Linked DNA regions of Homo sapiens: region 2 is linked to region 1. A link is a loop called in an ENCODE intact Hi-C map of the cell type or tissue named here. Cell type or tissue: CD4-positive, alpha-beta T cell. All regions are shown on one strand. Links, peaks and the distances in the headings refer to the core of each region. The heading gives the core; the rest is flanking DNA. Region 1 overlaps PRKAG2 (protein kinase AMP-activated non-catalytic subunit gamma 2). Region 2 overlaps PRKAG2 (protein kinase AMP-activated non-catalytic subunit gamma 2).

Region 1 (7,174 bases), core at 1,074-6,073:
GAAGGCGGCTGTCTGCAAGCCAGGAAGAGGGTCCTCACCAGAAACCAACAGGGCTGGCACCGTGACCTTGGGCTTTCCAGCCCCCAGAACCGTAAGAAAATCAACTTCTGTTACGTAAGCCACCCCATCTATGTGCTCTGTTCTGCCAGCCCAAGATGACTAAGATAGTGTCTGCTCTGGAAGGCAGGACCTCCTGCCTGGCATCTGCTTCCATGTAGCAGAAGCTGAGTCTGGCCCAGGACGACCCTCACATCAGAGCCCCTTCCCCCCACTCCCAAGGTCAGGCATAGAGGAGGTGTAAAAAGATGCTGCGTGGGCAGAAAGAATGACAAGCACCTACCCATGCAGGGATAGTGAATTTGAGGCAGGTCCCCAGCAAGGTCAAGGCCAGCTCCTTTCTCATGAGGAGATGCTTTCCTGGTGGGTCCCCAAGGCTCAGGGTGGCTCATCAACTTTATAGGCTGAAAAACCCCACTATTTTCAGCACACCAAGAACAGATTTATTACCTGGTTCACAGAAACTTAGCCAGATCCAAAGCTTTTTCATCCCAGTTGGCAGGCATAGTAGGCAAATACGTGGGTGGGCATGGCTACTCACACATGCCAGGCCCTCCCCATCCTGTTGGCAGGGCCACACGGGAGCCAGTCCAGAGCTGCTGAGTGGTCACTGTACCAGCCGGTGAGTCTGGGGCCGGGGCAGCCCTTCTCTTAAAAGGCATCTGGAGCCACCTGTTTTCTGCCCTTTCCTTGGGACACCACCCTTCTGCCATTCTCTTCACCTGGCGTTTCTCCAGAAAGTTCCTGCATATGAAATTCAAGTCAAATATTATTCTTGCCTCCCTGCAAATGACCCCAGTCACCTTGAGTGGAGTTCTAGGTGTTTCCAAATTCTTTAACCATGTAATTACAGTCTCTTGGGTAACTCTCGTCAATGACTGATTGCACCCTCTTTTTATGCGATTTTACAGCTTTATGAAGGCAACCTCTTTCCTTCTTTTTTTTTTTTTTTCTTTTTGACATGGGGTCTCGGTCTGTTGCCCAGGCTGGAATGCAATGTCACGATCTCAGCTCACTGCAACCTCCACCTCCCGGGCTTAAGCAATTCTCCTGCCTCAACCTTCCGAGTAGCTGGGATTACAGGCATGCGTCACCCAACTCGACTAATTTTTATACTTTTAGTAGAGACAGGGTTTTGCCATGTTGGCCAGGCTGGTCTCGAACTCCTGACCTCAAGTGATCCACCCACCTTGGCCTCCCAAAGTGCTGGGATTACAGGCGTGAGCCACCACACCCGGCCCACCTCTTTCCCTCTTTTGTTGCCTCGAATTTTTGTGGGGCAAGTCGCCACTGCTCCCCTTCCTGCCAACACTCATTTCCCTAAAACGCTCTGGAAGCTGAAGGTGCGGGGTGTGTACCCATCTCTGCTCCACGCGGGCTTGGGGGCTGGAGCAGCTGCGTGGCTCAGGCCTACGTGCTTTCTGCAGGGCTCTGTGTTTCAGACGCTGTTTCCTTTCAGGAATTCAAAACACTGACTGCTAATTTCACTGGTCCCCGTTCTTTGCAGAATGAGTTTATATGAAGTCCCATTCTTAGGTTGATTATGTCTAAGCCTCAGTTTCCACCTCTACAGAATGGGGCAACAGTGTCCCATACCCTCCTTCCTAAGGGATTATTATGCACCTGTTAAGTGCAAGGCTGGGCGGGGTTCTGTGCGTGTCAAGCATGGGAACAAGTATGTAGCTGGCTGGCTGCCCTTTGAGCCTGGAGTGGTGAGGCCAGGACTTGTGGATCCAAGCCCTGCCTGGACAAGGTGGGCTTGCTCTGTTGGGAGTCCACATACGGACCCCTGCCCAGCCCCTGCTTCTCTAACAGGTGCCCAGGGTCACAAAGGGGGCTTGAACACAAAGCATTTTCACCCGATGGAGGTCTCTATCCATTCACTTGGCAAACATTTGCCTGACATGTCATAATCAACACTTTCACACTCGGCCTCCTCTAATCTCCGGTTTTCTTAAAGGCCAAGGGCACCTCAGGTTCAGCACCACATCTGACCCATGGGGCTGACATCAGCCTGTGAACTTCCTGATTTGTGTATAGTTGTAAATGTTTAAACTTCTTAAACTTGTATTAGGCAAATCTCCAGCACTTATCAAAGAGAAAAGAGCGTACTGAAGCCCTGTGTGTCCTCTGCTCAACCCCAGACTACAAACTCAAGGGCAATCGAGCTCCATCCCTGCACACACCCACCTCCCCTGCCCCTTGGATTATTTTGAAGCAAATCCAAGACATATCATTTCATCTATAAATATATAAAAGTGCCTCTCGAAAATCCTTCCTGGAAGCCTAAGATGCCGTGAGATGGGACCGCCGCCCTGTGAGCGAGGAGAGTGGAGTCCCGCACCAAGGCTCCTTGCCCCGCCCCGCCCTCTCTCCTGCCTTTGCCTTTCGCCTTGAGCACCTGTTTTCTGTGGTCTTGGCTTTCCTGTTCGCTGCCTCCCTGGCATGATCTTTAATTCTTCAGCCTTCCCCCTATCTTTCTCTTCTTCCACTCCATCCTCCCTTTCTAGATCACAACTCAAATTGGAATTTTTAAAAAATTTGCTTTTGGCCAGGCACGGTGGCTCACGCTTGTAATCGCAGCACTTTGGGAGGCCGAGGCAGGTGGATTACCCAAGGTCAGGAGTTCGAGACCAGCCTGACCAATATGGTGAAACCCCGTCTCTACTAAAAATACAAAAAAATTAGCTGGGCATGGTAGTGTGTGCCTGTAGTCCCAGCAACTTGGGAGGCTGAGACAGGAGAATTGCTGAGACAGGAGAATTGGAAGTGGAGGTTGCAGTGAGCTGAGATTGTGCCACTGCACTCCAGCCTGGGCAACAGACAGGAACTCTGTCTCAAAAAAAATAATAATAATTTTTTTTTTTTTTTTTTTTTTTTTTGCTTTTAGGCCAGGTGCAGTGGCTCATGCCGGTAATCCCAGCACTTTGGGAGGCTGAAGTGGGTGGCTCACCTGAGGTTAGGAGTTCGAGACCAGCCTGGCCAACACGGCGAAACCCCGTCTCTACTAAAAATACAAAAGTTAGTTGGGCATGGTGGCACGCACCTGTAATCCCAGCTACTTTGGAGGCTGAGGCAGGAGAATCACTTGAACCTAGGAGGCGGAGGTTGCAGTGAGTCGGGATCACACCAGTGCACTCCAGCCTGGGCAACAAGAGCGAAACTCCATCTCAAAAAAAAAAAAAAATTGCTTTTAATTGGGTAGAATTTAACATCACATATTCTTATTTATTTTTTCTTATTTATTATTTTTTTGAGATGGAGTCTCGCTCTGTTGCCCAGGCTGGAGTGCAGTGGCACGATCTTGGCTCACTGCAACCTCCACCTCCTGGGTTCAAGCGATTCTCCTGCCTCAGCCTCCCGAGTAGCTGGGATTACAGGTGTGTGCCATCACACCTGGCTGATTTTTGTATTTTTAGTAGAGATGAGGTTTCGCCATGTTGTCCAGGCTGGTCTCAACCTCCCAACCTCAGGTGATCCACTTGCCCGAGCCTCCCAAAGTGCTGGGATTACAGACATGAGCTACTGCGCCCGGCCCACTTATTCTTAATTTAGAAGTAGATGTTTAACAATTTATTTCACTTTTCTTTATAATGAAAGGAAACTTGCTTTTTACTAGAGTAGTTTTTTTCTCTGTTCACCAATGGCCCTGAACAGATACACGAAGGGCAAGGCCACCAGGGAGAGGTGGCAGGGTGTGGATGGGAGGACGTGGTGCGTGGATGGGAGGATGGCGGCATGTGGATGGGAGGACGGCGGGTCGCGGATGGGAGGACGGCTCTCCGGGAAGCCCTGCCGCCTCTCCACCTAGGCACGGCGGGGCGCGGATGGGAGGACGGCAGCGTGCGTGTGGGAGGATGGCAGGGCTGGGATGGGAGGACGGCTCTCTCGGAAGCCCTGCCGCCTCCCCCATACCTTGGCACACATTTTCCTCAAGGCTTAGAAGTCAAACGTAAGTTAGGCCGGTGAGTAACTGCATAGGATGTTTAATGAGCGCTGACTCTGTGCTAGGTGCTCTTCTTGTGAGATCTTGTTTATTCCCCATGACAACCCCGTAAAGCCCGTACTCCAATGGAGATCACCTGTTCAGCTACCTAGCTAGTAAGTGGCAGGGCTGGGACCCCAGCCCGAGTTATCTAACCGCTACCAGTGACCCCCCACACTTGACTGTCTGTGAGAATCCTTTGGGGGTATGTGCCGGTTCTTGGACTTGAACCCCCAAATTGTGATATATTTGATCTGGGGTGAGATCCAGGAAATTTGCATTTTTCATAAGACTTGTAGGTGATTTTGATGCATACGTCATGGTAGCTACATTTAAACACTGGGGGTCAGGTGCAGTGGCTCATGCCTGTAATCCTGGCACTTTGGGAGGCCGAGGTAGGAAGATCACTTCAGGCCAGAAGTTCAAGGCCAGCCTGGGCAACATAGACCCCTTCTCTATGAAACATTTAAAAATTAACTGGGTGTGGTGGCCTGCACCTGTAATCCCAGCTACTCAGGAAGCTGAGGCAGGAGGGTCACTTGAGCCTCCTGAGGTTGTAGTGAGCTGTGTTCGCACCACTGCACTCCGGCCTGGGCAACAGAGCGAGACTTTGTCTCAAAAAAAAAAAAAAAATTAAAAAAGCAAAAACACCATCCTCATGAGTTAATAGTTGTTGAAATGGCATGCTAGAAAAAATGGAGTTCATTATTCTGTTCTGTCTACTTTTACATATGTGTTTAAATTTTTCCATACTAAAAAAGTAAAAAAAGAAAATACTGCATTACATACATGTGTGAGCTGTGGTACCATATCCTTTTCAAAAACCGCTGATTCACAGCCTGGCTTGCAAGCCGGGGTGCGTCCTACAGCATCAGAATTAAACAAAAGGGTCTGCTTTGGGTGGGGGGAAAGATATCAGAGCAAAAGGAAACAAAGTCCACAATTCTCGCCATTCCCAGAAGACAGTGTGAGGGATGTAGATCTGCAAACTGCATATCCATTTTCTAAGATGTCAGGCTCAGAATTCCTTCTTCCATGACCCCCTGTCCTTCCGGGAGTTTTGCCCTTGAGTCTTCCTTCTCTGTTCACCATTTCCCGTCCCTCTGCCTCGATTTGACAGTGCCATACAGGAGAAATGGGAACTGCTTCAGCTCCGAGGAAGGGCCATCCACTGGGCATTTGTAGGGAAGCAGAGAGAATGCCCCAAACCAGCTCACGCCCCTCTGCTCTTGGCACGTTCCAAGCACACAGGGCTCTCCATGACAATCCTGTCTTTGCTTTGCATGCTGGGAAAGTGCTGAAAATATCCTGCACCCAAAATGAGTGATGGAAAACGGAATGAATTTGCATGGCCAGAGCATTTTCCCCTCTGAAGCATCAGGCTTTGTGTAAATCTCCACGAGGCCTCAGAACCTCTCCCAGGAAAGACAGAGATGGAGGCTGGAGAGGATTGTGGTGTGTTCCACACCCTCCCTCAGCACAGCGTGGCCCCGGGTGACTGAATGTGGTTATGGGGCACACTCATTTTGCTTACTCTGCATGCACTCCCTTTTTTGGCAACAGGAGCCTGATTGTGCCTGGGTGCCTCCTGGACCTGCAGCCCAGGAGCTGGTGTCCGAGGTCAGGCCAGTGGGCACCTCCCATCCCTGGGCTTGGCTCTGGCCGGGTGTCAGCTCATCAGGGCCAACAAGAGCAGATTTGTTTTGTTACATCAGTGGAGGAAGGGGACTTTCCCTTTCACAGTGGGCCAGAGCAAGGCCCCTGCAGGGCTGTCCCTGTGGTTACCATTAGCAGTCTCGTGGGTCCTGAGTGTAGAGTCACTGCCAGGGAGTGGAGGAGAGGGACCCAGTCTCCTGCGGTGGCCACCCCATCTGATTCTCCCTCCAGGCCACACAGGATGTCCAGGCTTTGGGTGCCAGGCCCCTTCCTGCTGAGCCAGCAGAGCGTCCTTCCCGGGTGAGTGAGCCTGAGCCCGTCCCATTGTTCACACTCCTCAGAGCTCTCAGAGGGTCGGGCGGAGGCTGGGTGCCAGGAGGGCACGTGAGGGTGGGGGCCACACTGAGCCGCCCAGTCATGTTACACCACGTGATGCACGTACGCGCCGCGGAGGAAGGCCTGGAGTCCCTGGTGGCACCTGACATTCTGCCGCCACTGCCTCCGGGCAGTCACACCCTGACATGGGATCTGTACACCTCCTCCATCACCCGAGACACAGCCCAGCCACCTGGGGCGCCTGGGAAACCCAGAGGAGGGCGGCTTCTGGGTGATGGTGCCAAACCCAGTCGGTGGCAGGCCACCAACACTGGACCTGTGTCCCCATGTCTAGAGTTAGCACCAGGCTGTGGCTAGGAAGAGTCCTGGGGTCCAAAGATTTCTAAATTGTAGAACTTGCATCTGAGTTGAGACAGGCTAGCGGCTCTCAGGAACCTGCATATCCGAGAGTAACCCTAACAAGTAGTTTAAACACTTCTGTGATGGAGAGCCTGTTCTCTTCCTCGTTCCTTCAACACATTTGATAAATATCTACAGGTTGCTTAACTTTCCTGTGCCTCAGTTTCACCATCCATAAAATGGGGATAATATTGCTGTCCTCCTTGGTGGATGGAGATTAAAGGAAGCAATAGATTTAAAGTGTTGAAATATATTAACCTATTTGAATATTAACTCTTTGACTATTTTCTGAAGTGCATACACTAAAGTGCTTAGTCATCACTGGTACTGTGATGCCTATTACTGTTACTACTAAGCCTAGCACTGTTAGTGCTCTAAGCTTAGCACTCTTAGTACTCTAAGCCTAGTACTCTTAGTACTCTAAGCTTAGCACCCTCAGTACTCTAGCCTAGCACTATTAGTACTCTCAGCCTAGCATCCTCAGTACTCTAAGCCTAGCACCCTCAGTACTCTAAACCTAGCACTCAGTACTCTCAGCCTAGCACTCAGTACTCTCAGCCTAGCACTCTTCATACTCTCAGCCTAGTACTCTTAGCACTTTAAGCCTAGCACTGTTGATCCTCTAAGCCTAGCACCCTCAGTTCTCTAAGCCTAGCACCCTCAGTACTCTCAGCTTAGCACTGTTTAGTACTCTCAGCCTAGCACTCAGCACTCTCAGCCTAGTACTGTTGATACTCTAGG
Region 2 (7,174 bases), core at 1,483-6,482, 55 kb before region 1:
TCCTTATAAAAGTCTGTGTGTGTTCTAAGTGCATTGTATGTAATTCTTTCAATCTTCATAGCAACTCTTCTATTTGTACAATGTTTACCAAACTAGAAACTGAGGCACGAGGGCTTAAGTTGTGGAACAAAGGCCACACAGCTACCAAGTGGTAAAGCCAAAATGTGAAGTCAGGTGGTTGAACTCCGAAGTCCACTTTTAGTCCAGGTGCTGAGACTCTGCTTTAATGGAATAGATCTTAGGGATCTATAAACCAATAATGGGATAGCCAGCTAGCCATTTACGAAAAAATAGATAAAAGTGGCTCCTTGGTCATTTCTCTCTCTTTCTTTCTCTTTCTTTCTTTCTTTCCTTCTTTCTTTCCTTTCCTTTCTTTCCTTCCTTTCTTTCCTTTCTTTCTTTCCTTCTTTCTTTCCTTCCTTCCTTCCTTCCTTGCTTCCCTTCCTTCCTTCCTTTCTTCCCTTCTTTCCTTCCTTTCCTTCCTTCCCTTCCCTTCCCTTCCCTTCCCTCCCTCCCTCCCTCCCTCCCTCCCTCCCTCCCTCCCTCCCTCTCTCTCTCTCTCTCTCTCTCTCTCTCTTTCTTTCTTTCTTTCTTTCTTTCTTTCTTTCTTTCTTTCATTCATTTAGAGACAGGGTCTCTGTCATCCAGGCCAGAGTACAGTGGCAGAATCACTGCAGAGCCTCAACTTCCCAGGCTCAAGCGATCCTCCTGCCCTTTGCCCGCAATAGGTGGAACTGCAGATGCACACCACCATGCCTGGTTAATTTTTTAACTTTTTGTAGAAATTGGGTCTCAGTGTATTGCCCAGGCTAGTCTCAAGCTCCTGTACTCAAGCGATCCTCCCACCTCAGCCTCCCAAAGTGCTGGGATTTAGGTGTGAACCACCACACCTGGCTCTTGGTCACACCAAAATAATTTCCGTGTGGAACTAAACTTTAAGTGTTTTAAGTAATGTACCTCCAAAACATTTGAATATCTAAATCTTGGGATGTCAGGCCTTTCTAGAAGGTGCAAAAAATATGTTTGTTTGTGATATAAATATCCACAGCCTTTCTTGCCTTCTCTCAAAGTTTGCAGGCTTGATTCTCAGAGCTTTGCTATATTGATGAGGTAGAGGAGAGCTGGATGCATTCCTGTTAGAAAGAATGAAGAATGTCTAAGAGAGAAATGCATAACGGGGGTCCAGGTGAGTGAAGGGAAGATTCTAGAAGGTGAGTTTTGGTTGGAGAAGATTTTGGAGAGTTTGGGAGCGTCATACCAGAGATTGAAGCCCAGTTCTTGTGCTGTGTAGGATGGTGGGAGAGGGATAGAAGAGATGACCCCCTGAAAGGGGCATTATGTGTGTTGGGAATATAAGCACACCGCTGGCTCCCAGGCAGCCTCTCCAGACACCTCTTCAGATTTCCTGAAAGGACTCACCTTAGTAGAAAGGCCTTCCTTTGACACCCTGGGTAAAGTAGTAGCAATCTCCTTGCAGGCATCTACACTACTGATTCCCCACAGGATATACTGTCTATTTACTGGTTCACTTGCCTGTCTCTCCCCACCAGAGTGTAAACTGTCTGAGGACAGGAATTCTGTTTTATTCAAAGCTTTCTCAGGGTCTAGAATGGCGCCTGAAGGCACTGAGCAAATTGTTTGAAATTAATTCACCAACAACTTAACTTGTTTTTCAATGCTTTCTAAAATGTGGGCTGATGCTTCTGAATACAAGATGATGGCTATACTGACCCAGGGATTTCAGTGGGTCATATGTAAGCCCGACCGGGTCCAGAAACTGTGAAGGGACAGAGGCAATTATCATTGATGACATCAAGATGACCACTTCCATACAGCTTCCCACTCCAAATAGAAAATGAAACAAAACAACAATATAAACGTGAAAAACACGTGCTAGACCAGAAGGAGATGATGAATTGATGGAGGACTAATATCCCTAATGTACAAAGATATTTACAAACCAGTGAAGCGAATGACTCAATGGCCTGAGTCTTGGAATCGAAAGTTTTAACAGGCTCCTCAGGTGATATTGATATATACCCCAGAGCCTGAGACTTCTAGGAAAGATGGCATTGTGTGTACTGCATGCATACAAAATGATTCCTCCCACAGTTGTTCAGATACAGCAAAAGGACACGGAGCTCTCTGGCTTTGGAACAGAGTGCAGGAGGAAAGGAGGAAGTGGAATAATCCCTAAGCACCCACCTCCCATTCCACCACCAGCCTCACTCCAATTTAATGGTGCTGAGTTTGGGACGTGGGGATTTTGAAAGCATCAGCAGACTTGGAAAGACAAGAAACGTGGTGCTGATAGAAGTGATATAATGTTTTATTTTAAAATGCCAAAAATGTAAAGCGGAAATCGAAATTTTAGCTAAGGGAAAAGCATAAAGAATAACATAGCTGGAATGAAGATAGGGTAAAAATCATGCATGTAATGAGATTACTTTCTATGTTCTTACAGTAGTAGAAATCAGGCAGATCTTAGAGCCTGAAGTAAGGAACAGAGGAGGGCTGGTTATTTTTGTAAGCAACCTATACATTGTGGGCAGATAATTTGATCATGCTTTGGCATAATTTCTGCAATGGTAAATGTGTGAGGTCATAAGCCCACAGTGCTGCTTGAATCTTAGGGAGCCTGTGGTTGCACTGGAAAATGGTCAACACAAGACCCAACCGTGGCTGGAACCCCTACTTCTCAGCCTCTGCAACGCTTAATGCTAAAGTCGGGGATGGGGCGTGGGGCATGGTGGTTTGTTCACTGGGTTCTCCAGGAGGGAGGCCACTTTCTATCTCACCCCCCTACAGCTCCAGGTCGAACTCCTAAAACCCAAGAGACAGGGCTGCTCTGAGACTGGTTGATGTGTTTTCAATACATGTGCTATTTGTAGGTCACTCCATAAGAATCAAGCTCCCCAGAAAACCTGCGAGACCTCAGAGCCCTCACTCCTCCCAGCACACCTTGCTCAGTGACCAGCAAAGTGTCAGTTGAAGAATGATAAGGTTCCTACATTTGGAAAGGATCACTTCTTTAAAAAGGCTGCAGCCAGCAGGTCACCATTCTGACAGGCTGGGAAGCATAGTCTCTAGCCAGATGCTGGAAACAGGCACTGCGAGAGTGGAAGACAGGGATTTATGCTGAACAGCGTGGCCAAATGTACATATTCAACAGGTTATAGGAGGAGCTATGAATATTCACAAAGAGGAAGCATAGACATGCATAATTGGCTAATTGTGTGCAGCATGCATCCATGTTCACGCTGGGGTGGAGACTTAACCTTTAAATGGATTACAGTAGGCCCTATATGTCAGAGGGTGAAGCCAAGGATGCGAAGACTGTCTGTGTGCAGCCTCCATAGGCTAGTCAGAGCCACTCCATGGTCAGGGGTCTCTTATCAGGAAGGAATGCTGGTCGGTTGTGTCGAACCTGCAAAAGGAAGGGGCAGCATCAGACAGCTGGTTGATCTCAGGAATGGAGCAAGTCTTTCAAAAGGGCAGGTTTCCATTTAACCCTTGGGGAAGGAAGCCTAATGGTGGTTAGCAAGGGAGGGGGTGTAATGAGGCACATCCGACCTCTCATCCCATTATGGCCGGGAACTCAGTTTTAAGGTTTTTCTGGGGTCCCCGTGGCCAAGAGGGGGTTCTTTCAGTTGGTTAGGGGCTTAGAATTTTAGCTTTATTTCTCAAAAGGTACTGAATTTGGCCTCCGTGGTCCCTAGCAGTGGACACACGCACTCTGGGGCCAGCAGGTTAGGTGCCCACTCTATGGGGTGGGGGTGCACCCTCGGCCATGTCAGCCCAGCACCCCAGCCCCGCAAGCAGTGCCACCTGCCCACCTCGTGTTTCCGCCACACCTCCCCAGATGCGGCTGCAGCATCCGTGCCTTCATGGCCCACAGGTTAGTTTCAGGGGCTGTCACACAGGCACCACAGGCTGCATGGCCTAAGCTGCCCGGATTCCTGTTCCCACAATTCTGGAGGCTGGAAGTTGGAATCAGGGTGTCAGCAGGACCATGCTCCCTCTGAAGGCTCTGGGAGGGCTCTGTTCCAGGCCTCCCTCCTAGCTTCTGGCAGTTGCCCACAAACCCTGGGGTTCCTTGGCTCGTAGATGCGTAACTTCAGCCTCTGCCTTCATCATCCTGTGGCCTTCCTCTGTGTGTGTCTGTCTCTTTTTCTTTTCTTAAAGTGACAGCAGTCAAAGGAGATTAAGAGCCCACCCTACTCCACTGCGACCTCAACTTAAGTGACTACATCTGCAATGACTCTGTTGCCAAATAAGGTCACCTTCTGAGGTTCTGGAAAGGAAATGAATTAGTGGGGGCACTGTCTAACCCAGCGCAGTCTACAACCACAGCATCAACTGCATTCAAAGTTCCTGGGCCATTTTCTTTGATGTTTACTTTCACTTGTCTTCTCTTCTTTGCTTGACTGAGGTTTGTTCACAGCCTTTCTGCCTGGGTTAGTTTCTTCTTGTGACTCTTAAATGCAGTAAAACACTGTAGAAAGCTGCCTGCCCAGCACAGCTGACACAGCCCTTTGGTAAAACCAGATAGCATCATTGCTCCCTGCACTGGGGGGACACCCTCCATGGAGCTTTGGAGCATCTCAGGGGGACAGGAAGGCCACAGTGCATTAGAACTCCAAGTCTGTTGAGGTCTTGCAAGTGGGGATTGGATTAGGAGTGGGTAAGAATCATGACACAGTGGCCCAGGATGGGAAGAAAGAGCAAGGCTACAGAGTCGCTGTTTCTTCAGGCACGGGCTGTCCTTGTCCATTGACTTAGTCCTGGCACCAACTGCAGCCTTCTTGGTCTGTTTGGAAAAATCTTGAAGACTGGCCAGGTGCAGTGGCTCACGCCTACAATCTCAGCCCTTTGGGAGGCTGAGGTGGGCAGATCACTTGAGCCCAGGAGTTCAAGAGCAGCCTGGCCAACATGGCGAAACCCTGTCTCTACTAAAAATATAAAAATTAGCCAGGTATGATGGCATGTGCCTGTAATCCGAGCTACTAAGGGAGGCTGAGGCAGGAGGATCGCTTGAACTCAGGAGACAGAGGCTGCAGTGAGCCAGGATCGTGCTAGTGCACTCCAGCCTGGGCAATAGAGTGAGACTCTATCTCCAGAAAAAAAAAGAAAGAAAGAAAGAATAGGAAGAGAGATCTTGAAGAACAAGAGTTCTAAACTTTATTGATGAAGCTTCTGATTTATTTAAGCTTTGCCGTTGCTAATGGGGTTTTGGTGGGGTCATTGCAGGCGTATTCCCCTTACCTCAAGAATATCCTAAAATTTGGGCAGGAAGTTTGGCCTCATGAATGATGACAAGGGGCTGCATGATACAGCCTAGAAGTTTGGGGGAGTTTAGCTCTCCACAGAGTAATACTTGACCAGTAGGAACTGTGGCTTTGAGGAAGCTGGGCAGAAACCTCCTCCTTGATGATGGCTATGGATCCCCCCACATATAGTTCCTTTCTAGAACCCTCCTGGAGGAGTCCCATGAGCCAAGTGAACATGCTTTCTAAGCTCCCCTGCTCTTTATTCTGATTATTATGTTATTATTTGCAGCTTGTCATGCATCAGCAGCCAGCATGACAACTCATTTCATTGCTGCTTCTCCTGCCCTACCTCACCTTGATCTTAATCCTTGCCTCAGGCTCTGCTTCTAGAGGAAAATGGCTGAGAGAAAAAGGAGGCTGTGGAGAAATGAGAATCTCTGGGCAGCAGCACTTAACTCTGGCTCCATAATCAGAATAAGAGGAACCAGAGCTTTTGGCCAGTTCTTCCTTTGAGCAGGTCTAAGACAGAAACATTTGGTTTCAAAAAAGTCAGTGAGTAATGACTCACGTCACAGAGTGACTTGCCACAGGATTTAACAATTAGCTGGTACTCTTTGAGCCTCACTCACATGCACTGATATCTAAGCGAGTGTGGATGACTACAAATCATGACAGGTGTATTCATTTGGTAGGGCCACTATAACAGCACCACAAACTGCGTGCATTAAACAACAGAAGTTGGCTGGGCATGGTGGCTCACGCCTGTAATCCCAGCACTTTGGAAGGCCAAGTCGGGCCAATCACTTGAGGTCAGGAGTTTGAGGCCAGCCTGGCCAACATGGTAAAACCCCATCTCTACTAAAAATACAAAAACTAGCCGCACATGGTGGCAGATGCCTGTAATCCCAGTTACTCGGGAGGCTGAGGCAGGAGAATCGCTTGAACCCGGGAGGCAGAGATTGCAGCAAGCTGAGATCAGGCCACTGCACTCCAGCCTCGGTGACAGAGTGAGACCCCATCTTTAACAAAATAAAACAAAACGGGAGTTTATTATCTCAAGAGGCTGGAAGTCTGGAATCAGGGTGTGGGCAGGGCCGGCTCCTTCTGAGGCTGTGAGGGGGTCTGTTCCATGCGTCTGTTCTTTCTCCTGGTCTGTGCTGGTCATCACTGCCATTCCTTGGCTTGGAAGCACAGCCCCCAGTCTCCGCCTTCATCTTCACAGAGGTTTTTCCATGCACATGTCTCTGTGTTCAAATTTCCCCTTTTTCTAAGGAGACTATCCCTATTGGACTACGGGACCCTCTGACTCCAGTATAACCCTCATCTCAGCTAACCACATCTTCAATGACCCTACTTCCACATGAGGTCACGTTTGGAGGTGCTGTGAGTTAGGATTTCAACATGTGACTTTTGGAGGGACACAATTCAACCCATGACATAGGACTATCAAGGAATGGATATGTCCTGCCTTCTCCACGATTGATGTGCTGAATGGAACAACACAGGCCGTAGGTACGGACAGAGTTGGAGAAAGATGAGTTAGTGGTAGGCCGGACTGGCTCGGAGAGGTGTTGTGATAAATGGAGACACTTTAGCGGGCCTTGACGGATAAATGAGAGGGAGCCTCCCACACAGTAGCAGACCCCACTGTCTTCAGGTGTCTGTGAACTTGCAGTCCTCTGACACCTTTTTCTTGAAACACACTAGTGCCTGGGCATAGGTCATCCCCAGTCCCCCTTTCTAAAGTGGCCTGAGCCAGTGTTCCAAATCAGGGTGATAGCTGGTCTCAGCACTCTGCTTTTACTCTCTCCTGGGACTTATCCACGATCTGGGCGCCTCGCCTTTGGTTTTCTCCTTTTTAGTGAGATGAACATGTCTGTTGTTACTGAGTACAGGTTGTTGAG

The links. Peaks named below come from ENCODE experiments on the same cell type or tissue, not always from the same donor. Only the 100,000 strongest peaks of a DNase experiment are listed, where the experiment ranks them.
Region 2: it touches region 1 in a loop (3-fold over the local background); 1 of 110 quality-filtered maps calls a loop at or near these places.

What each region holds. Positions count from the first base shown.
Region 1 is chr7:151,711,088-151,718,261 of GRCh38, reverse strand. All of the region lies in intron 3 of PRKAG2 (protein kinase AMP-activated non-catalytic subunit gamma 2), which reads left to right. Among named protein-coding and RNA genes, the nearest start is that of PRKAG2-AS2, 92 kb to the left of the region's middle. In CD4-positive, alpha-beta T cell, for the core only: no CTCF peak of the experiment used is centred there; no DNase peak of the experiment used is centred there.
Region 2 is chr7:151,766,427-151,773,600 of GRCh38, reverse strand. The region is part of intron 3 of PRKAG2 (protein kinase AMP-activated non-catalytic subunit gamma 2); the gene reads left to right. Among named protein-coding and RNA genes, the nearest start is that of PRKAG2-AS2, 36 kb to the left of the region's middle. In CD4-positive, alpha-beta T cell, for the core only: no CTCF peak of the experiment used is centred there; DNase peaks (open chromatin) are centred at 4,330 and 5,830; H3K4me3 peaks cover 1,185 bases; H3K27ac peaks cover 3,505 bases.